2 separate regions of the Homo sapiens genome follow, and region 2 is linked to region 1. A link is an interaction called in ENCODE POLR2A ChIA-PET data of the cell type or tissue named here. Cell type or tissue: A673. All regions are shown on one strand. Links, peaks and the distances in the headings refer to the core of each region. The heading gives the core; the rest is flanking DNA. Region 1 overlaps GRM8 (glutamate metabotropic receptor 8). Region 2 has its middle 940 kb from the start of MIR592.

What was found. Peaks named below come from ENCODE experiments on the same cell type or tissue, not always from the same donor. Only the 100,000 strongest peaks of a DNase experiment are listed, where the experiment ranks them.
Region 2: POLR2A ChIA-PET joins it to region 1 with 12 read pairs; 1 of 35 experiments calls an interaction of 5 or more read pairs at or near these places.

Annotation. Positions count from the first base shown.
Region 1 is chr7:126,789,002-126,793,408 of GRCh38, reverse strand. All of the region lies in intron 6 of GRM8 (glutamate metabotropic receptor 8), which reads left to right. Among named protein-coding and RNA genes, the nearest start is that of MIR592, 270 kb to the left of the region's middle. In A673, for the core only: a CTCF peak has its summit at 2,407 (motif pointing left); a DNase peak (open chromatin) is centred at 2,408.
Region 2 is chr7:126,118,200-126,122,606 of GRCh38, reverse strand. No RefSeq gene overlaps it. Among named protein-coding and RNA genes, the nearest start is that of MIR592, 940 kb to the left of the region's middle. In A673, for the core only: no CTCF peak of the experiment used is centred there; a DNase peak (open chromatin) is centred at 2,426; H3K27ac peaks cover 3,850 bases.

The DNA.
Region 1 (4,407 bases), core at 286-4,285:
TTTAAGTGGCCTGTGCTGATAAGTCTGGAAGTGCTGGAATTTTTCCTTAAATGTGGACCTTCTGACCGCAGTGCCCTTTCCACTCTATCATAACCTTCTCTTATTACAGCAAACCGAACTAAGCAAAACAATAAAATGCAATTGGTAGATATTGGTTCACACGGCAATGATTACTTAATTTTTTTAAAGTATTGATCAGAAAGGAGGTAGAAAAAGAGGAGACTTTATCACAAGTAGAAAAAGAAGACACATAATGAAGTAAAGATTTGTAAACAAGCTGATAGGAAAACTCATGAAAAATCTTCAAGCAGCATGATCATGTTCAACACATTCTTCCAACTCTTTTCTGTTTCTGGCAGGGAAAAGAAGGTACAGGGGCTTAGCACAAACATAAAAGAGTGTTCTGCAGTTTAAGTTGTATTGCAGGGAAGAATCTGATGTACAATCTTTACAGTGGACTTCAGTAGAGAAGGAGAAAATGAAAGAATGTTGAAGGAACATGTATCTTTTGTAGCCGAGGGGCAGTGCAGAAGGAGCCAAAGAAGAAATGGGATCCTGCTGTGGCCAGTCACCATACTGATGGTTTGCAAGTGTTCAAAACTGTTAGAAAGTGCAGCTACTTCTGTTTCCCATAGTCACAGAAACAGCTTCGACAAAGTGAATACACTATTCATGCCTGGGATGGAAAAAAAGCACCCCGTAACCTACACAGAGGCCTTTTTCTCTTTCATTGGAAAAACAATGGCTTTATTTTCTGGAACTGTAGATGTGTTGCAGATTGAAACTGCTTGAATTGCAGGGCTGTGGTAGTGAAGTCAGGGGAGACAACCAAGTTCAGATTAATTCATGATTAAAGCTGAGAGTAATTTAGAGTAACAGTACCTAATTGCTTACAGTTTAAGCCAGTGGGCCCTCAAACTTTAGGAGAAATCAGAATCACTTTGTTAAGAGTATAGACTGTTGGGCCCTAGCCAAGAGGTTCTACTTAAGCAGGGCTGGGGAGAGACTGGAGAATTTACTTTTCTAATAAGTTTCCTGACAAGGTGATGCTGCTGTTGCTAGTACAGAGACCACACATTGCTAACTTTTGGTTTAAATACTGCTTTGATTACTTTAGGTTTCCAGGAGCAATAGCTATTGGTTAAAAGAGAGCACAAGCATTCACCGTGATGTTCTTTTAAATATCCATCAAGAATACAAAGAGTGACCAGATATGGAGAGGCCACCCAGGACTGGAGCAAGCTCAGATCCTCTTGCTGACCTCTTCTAGCATTTTTTGCTGAGGGGCATCCTGGGACCATGGGCCTTGCTCTCCAGGTACTGGGATAACAGCAGCATTTTGCATGTACCACAAGCATTTAAAATCACCACTCTGAAACCATATCACTTATAATCTGTGACCTTCCATTGAAAGGATGTTTCCAAATACCAGGCACTCCTGATTTCAGAAGCAAACTCAGCATCAGTAAGCCCACGTTCTCACTGAGGAACACAGAGTGCTCAGGTGTGCCTGTTTGGTGTATCTGTCTCCATTTCTCCATCTTTCCGAGAAACCTGTTTCACTGCAAGTACATGTCCAGTTTCAGTATAGAGATTAATAGCCTGATTAAAATTGATGTTTATCTGTTTTAGGGTTGCATTTTTAAAAAATGGAATCCAGTTAACCACCTCTATGGTTCTTTTACCCACAAGCTGTGACCAAGAGCTATTTCTTCACCTGATGGCAACAAAATAATGACTATGAGCAAATTACTTTGAAAGATCATTTAAGGCCTATGCTTTTGAACACAGTCCTGTTGCACTTGCAATAGACATTACAAGTCAGTTTCCCCTTCAGATTTCCTAAGCAAGGGAAAGAGAGAATGCCTCCTTCTCTACTCTGTGGTTGAATGTGTGCAGAACCCAGAGTGTGAGTCACTACCTCAAGTTGGCAGCCTACCTGGTTACAGCAGGACTTTACAGAAAATCCAGTCTGGGAAAGCTGCCTCATATAAGACAATGTAGACAATGCTTTGCATTTAAAATATGAAAATAGTGCAGAAGGTAGAAAGATTATAGTAACTCTGAAAGAAGGTCTGTGTTGTGAAAGCAAGTCACAAAATAAAGGCAAAGAATGCTAGTAGCAAGAGAAGATATATCAATTATCTAAGCATGACATCTCAAATTAAGTGTTTTTTAAAAAAATGTAGTAATGTAATATTCTTAAGAACTGTGTGCTATGCCTGAATAGGTCCCTGTCTCTCTCCCTGGTGTAATAACTGCATGTATGAGATGTACAAGTCATTATTGCACATTGTCTGGGTGGGAGTGACACTCTATTCATAAGCTAGGCACTTTAGGATGTACATTTATTCCAACAGATGCTTAGACTCCATTTAGAACACTGGCACTGTCATTTATCAAATGGCCCCCTGGTGGTATCAAAGAGTTAATGAGGATCTGAAATTTCCTACCAACTGCCCCGCAGGAAAGACATCTGACTCCCATTCTTCAGTCTAGTAGAGCAGTTGGCACCTTCTGACATTCATGCCAAGTCATCCTACCCAGAGCCCTGGATTCTCACCGACCCAGTCACCAGGCATTACTGTCTGCATCCACACTTTACGGAGCATCGCTGCTGCCCTTCCTCATTCACCTTCACTTGTTTGGACTCTGGATTGATTTTATCATATGTTCCTGCTATCATAAGTGCAGCCCTGGCTCCAGGGCTGGTCTCTGACTTGGCAAAAACTTCTTCACCCTCTGACTGCCTTGGCACGACCGTAAGAAAACAAAGCGGATTCACCTCTAGGACTTACAATCATAATCCTTAATGAAAAAAAGTAAACTTTTAAATAAAATGCTAATACAATGGCTAATGCAGTGACATGAATAATTACAAATACAAAACAAAATTCCTGACATTTAATTTAAAATGTTGGTGTGGATGGGTGTATTATCTATTGCATCTTTATGAAGCTACATGAAGGTAAACTTCTTGGGCAGTAGAGTTATCTCTATATTTATCAAATGACAGAAAATTGCAATACAAACTTATGCTAGTATTATGCATTTTTTAAAAAGCAGAATATCTTTAACAATGTCATTAAGAATGTGTTCTTGGCCACTTGTGGTGGCTCATGCCTGTAATTCCAGCACTTCGGGAGGCTGAGGCGGGTGGACCACTTGAGCCCAGAACTTTGAGACCAGCCTGGGCAACATGGTGAAACCCTGTTTCTACTAAAAATACAAAAATTAGCTGAGCATTGTGGTGCACGCCTGTAATCCCAGCTCCTCAGGAGGCTGAGGCAGGAGAATCATTTGAACCTGTGGGGCAGAGGTTGCAGTGAGCCGAGATTGTGCCATTGCACTCCAGCCTGGGCGACAAGAGCGAAACTCTGTCCAAAAAAAAAAAAGAGAGAGAGAATGTGTTCTCACATAGAGACCAGTTCTGGAATTAAGCAAATAAAATAGTTGGATTTCATAGTACAACATGCCAGTTGGAAAACAGTTTAGGGATTCAACTCTGAAAAAATTAAGAGAGTCTTTGTTGTTCTCCTTTTCCAGATATATCTATACCTGAGAATATACGACATAACTTATATAGCAAACCTTCTATAGAAAGGAACTTAATGGAAAACATAAATGGATGGAGTAGCAAAAAGCAACTTGCACTTTCTATTTTACTAGAATGAAATAATTTTTACCAAGTCACCATTATCAGATAATATCCATATATTTTTTGGAGAGCATTTTTCGTATTTCTGCAGGCTTGTTATTTGTCACTGGCAAATAAGAAGCTACTTTCTCCTGTTGCTGAGTTTTAGATGTTTATATTTTAAACCTGTGTTATTTGTCATGCTCTATGGGGTTTTAACATTTAAAAAAATAAATTAGCGGCTGTGGAACATTAACCTGTACCTATGGATGCTGGTACTGATGAAGGCAACAGTCACCTAAGAATTGTGGAGTCCCTGTCGTCTGTCGGGGCAGCAAAGATAAAAAGCTTTAAGATACCATAAATTTATAACATGGAAGCTGAGGAGGAGTTTCTTACTGTTTCTTTATGTGTTGCCTTGTTTGCTGGGCCATAATTATAAACTGATTACAGCTACAGGAAAAAAAAATGCCTTTGTTGTTCTTTCCACAGAATAGTAATTACTCTGTATTGTGCTTCATTGTGTGTTTTTTTTTGGTTAGTCTTTTGAACATTATTAGTGTATCTTGGATTTCAGTATGGCTTCTGGCAAGCAGGAAATGCAAAATAAGTGTAATATACATAAGATGTTTATAGTGATTATCTTATTGCATGTTATGTATCATACTGTAGACAAATTAAGTCTATGCTAAGAAAAACCATCTTGCTTTCCTGTCTATAGTCATTTGTGATATGTTTGATATGGTCTTTGCTATTTGCTCTATTTCTCC
Region 2 (4,407 bases), core at 198-4,197, 670 kb after region 1:
TGATACTTTAGATTATAATTTCCTTCTTTAGCTTTATAGAAATGAAATCATACAGCATATACTCTTTTGTATTGTCTTTCTTTGCTCAGCATGATGTTTTTGAGGTAACTCCATGTGGTTGCTGGTATCAGCCATTTACTTCATTTTATTTCTGAGTAATATCCCATTACATAAATCTCAATGTTTCTGATTGTCCATTCACTTGTTGCTCTTCATGTAGGTTGTTCCTAGTTTGGGCTATTATGGATATATTAATATTTACTATGAACATTCACATACAAGATTGTGTTCACATTTTTTCATTTCCTTTGGCTGATATCTAGGAGTAGAATGGCTGGGTCATATGGTAAGTGTATGTTTAATTATATAAAGAAATACAGCCCTTCCAAAACGGTTATGTTATTTTACATTCTTACCTGAAACGTAAAAAGTTCTTGCTTCACATCTTCATCTTAGTATTATCAGGCTACTTAATTTTTCCAATGAGGTCTTTCATTGAGATTTCAGTGTGCAATTCTTTGGTGAGTAATGATGCGAATATTGATTGATATGCTCATATTCATTCTATAACTTCTTTTGTTAAGTGTCTTTTTAAATACTATGCCAAATATTTCGATTGTTTTTTGCTTGCCATTGATATGTAAGCCCTATATGTCCTGGTGATAAAACTTTTGTCGATTATAAAAATTGAAAATATTTTATTGTGAATATAGTATTGTAAATATCATATCAAAATTATTATATTGTGAACATTTGTATGGTAAATGTTATTCAAACACATATATTTGCAAATATTATTTGATTCTAGAAGTTGCCTGGTCCAAATGATCTGAACCTTAGCCAATGCCTTTTAATTAATGGTAGTCAAATTACCAGAAGGCAAAGAATGGTACTGGTGAAGCTTGTTGGTAGTGCCTGTCTGTCATCCCTCTAAGATCTTTCTTCTCCACAATTACATGTCTTTTCTTATAGCCATGCTATACTACCTATTATAGTAAATTAGATAGCTACACACCTCTTGAAAGACTGGAGAAACCCAACAGAGACTTATTCTTACATTTGGCTCTTTGGGTAATTCAGACTTACCTGTCTCCCATTTTCCCAACAAAATGTTGGCTTAAACACAAAATACTATACTGTACATTACATTGGAATTTCAAAGTAATTTTTTCATAAAAGATTCTATTTGATCAAATATTATATTTAATGACAATTAAAAGGTAGTATTCCTAGTATATACTTAAAAGACAGCCTCAGTTTTTATTTGTGTGGAATACCAAAATTTTGAACAAAAAAATGAAAAGAATAGACTTCTTTATCTTTCCCTAAGAGATCTAACTGCAATTTAATATTAAACAATAAAAATAATTTCTTTCAGTTAGATCATTCAGATATTAGGATCTATACACGTACATGCCAATCTGCTTAACAATTATCCATTGTGTTCATTATTATTCAACCATGAGTCTTTTTAATGCCTTGCTGAAATTCAGATATGTTGCCTACACCATTTTCTTCATTTATGAGATTGTAAACTTATCAAAGGAAAAAGTAATTGGACTGAACTCAATTTATGTGTAATAAACTAATCTACCTTATAATTATTTTTCTTACAATTAACAAAACAATACTTTACAATTTGGTTTTAGATAAATATCATCTTTTCCACTGTTCAATTTATGCAGTTTTTAAATTAGACCCTCTCCTTGAGTTTACCTATAATCTTGTAGTAATTCCACTCTATCCAGCTGGAGGTTTATCTATCATTACAACTGAAACAGAATTTTCACAGTAGAAAGAAAGAGATTAAAAAATATCTTATGATACCATCCTCAGTCAAGATCAGTGATTAACTTTGGTACTAGCTGCTGTTAAATGCTTTCAGTATTTTTCAATGTTACTTTATGTACACATTTCAAATATTCTTCCACACAGTTTTTATTAAACTTTTTTCTAGTCATTTTATAATGTATATTGCTAACAGGAATGGTTTATTCTCACTATATTTTCTAATTGTGTATTTCTGACATATAAATTGATTGCTAGTTATTGTATATTTATTATGTATTTGGACTATTTATTAAACTTTAATTTTGTGTCACTTTCTTTAGGTTTCTTTAGATTAGTGTTATAAACAGCATGTGTTTGGATTTAATTTTTTGACCCAATGTGTGTAGCTTCATCTTTTAATAACACTTTTAAGCCCACTGACATGTAAAATTTATCTTCCCTCCCTTCCTTCCTTCCTTCCTTCCTTCCTTCCTTCCTTCCTTCCTTCCTTCCTCCCTCCCTTCCTTCCTTCCTTCCTTTTTTCCTTCTTTCCTTCATAATGCTACTTGGTTTTAACTTGTTAATGTTTAGGCCATTTGTTTAAATCCTATCATATGTGGTGAGTTTTGGATTTTTTTTCTGTGTATTTAGAAGAGTTTGTTTTCTCATCTGAGATAGATGGAGAGCTAACAACTTTGTGCCCTTTACATTGTTCCATATCTTGATAAAATTACGTTGCAGGAGGCAGGGTGGCAGGTGGAAAGAGCTTAGAAACTTGGAATGTGAACTTATAAGCACTGCTCCTGCTCTCTGCTCTGAGGCATTTTTTAAATGACCTGTGCATAAGGATTTACTCTATCTTGTTCAGAGAGGTATAACAATACTGAGACTTGTGGGCTGTGGGATAGTCCCTCAATCCAATATATAGTCATTCAATTTCAATTCTCTTAGACTTGTTTACCTTCCACTTTTCATCTGTTTCTGCCTGACAGTTATTTCTTGTCCTTTTCTGAAATAAAATAAATAACTTTTCTTCTTTCCAAATTCTGTAGTCATGGTAGGTTGAATAACAACCCATGGAAGATATGCTCTCCTATCCCTGGAACCTTTAAATGTTACCTTATTTGGAAAAAGGATTTTTGCAAAGATGATTACATTAAAAATCTAATGATGGAAATGCTGTTTGGGATTATCATTATTGGTCCTAAATATCATCACAGGTATCTTTATAAGAGAGAGGCCAAAGAAGTGTTCACATAGACATAAGAGGAGAAGATGTGAAGACATATGAAGATGGCAGCATAAACTGAGGTGATACAGCTATGAGCCAAGGAATGCCAGCAGCTAAGTTACCAGATGCTGGAAAGGGTAAGGGATGCATTCTCTCTAGACCCTCCAAAGAGAGCATGGCTTTGCTGACACCTTGATTTCAGTCTAGTGATAACTTGATTCAGACTTTTTGTCTCCAAACCTGTGAGAGAATAAATTTCTGTTGTTTTAAGCCACCAAGGTTTTGATATTTTATTACAGCAGCCACATAAAAATAATATAGTAGTTCTCAGAATTTTGTGATCTTACTTATATGGCTTTGGGAAATTGGGGTGATTGCATTAGTCAGTTTTCATGCTGTGATAAAGACACACCTGAGACTGGGCAATTTAGACAATAAAGAGGTTTAATTGGACTTACAGTTCCATGTAACTGGGGTATCCTCACAATCATAGCAGAAGGCAAGGAGGAACAAATCATGTCTTACATGGATGGAAGCAGGTGGAAAAAAGCTTGTACAGAGAAACTCCCCTTCTTAAAACCATCAGATCTTGTGACACTTATTCACTATCATGAGAACAGCATGGGAAAGACCTTCCCCCAAGACTCAATTACCTCCCACCAGATCCCTCCCACAACACATGGGAATTCAAGATGAGATTTGGTTGGGGGACACAACCAAACCATATTATTCCACCCCTGGCACCTTCCAAATCTCATGTTCTCACATTTCAAAACCAATCATGGCTTCCCAACAGTCCCCCAAAGTCTTAACTCATTTCAGCATTAATTCAAAAGTCCACAGTCCAAAGTCTCATCTGAGACAAGGCAAGTTTCTTCTGCCTATAAGACTGTAAAACCAAAAGCAAGTTAGTTACTTCCTAGATATAATGGGGGTACAAGCATTGTGTAAATACAGGCATTCCAAATGGGAGAAATTGTCCAACACAAAGGGGCTACAGGCCCCATGCGAGTTTGAAATCCAGCAGGGTAGTCAAATCTTAAAACTCCAAAATGATCTCCTTTGACTTCATGTCTCACATCCAGGTCACACTGATGCAAGAGGCGGGCTCCCATAGTCTTTGGCAGCTCTGCGCCTATGGCTCTGCAGGTTATAGCCTCCCACCTGGTTGTTTTCATGGGCTGGTGTTTAGTGTCTGTGGCTTTTCCAGGCACATGGTGCAAGCTGTTAGTGGATCTACCCTTCTGGGGTCCGGAGGATGGTGGTCTTCATCCCACAGCTCCACTAGGCAGTGCCCCAGTAGGGACTCTGTGTGGGGACGCCAATCCCACATTTCCCTTCTGCACTGCCCTAGCAGAGGTTCACCACGAGAGCCCCACCCCTGCAGCAAACTTCTGCCTGGACAT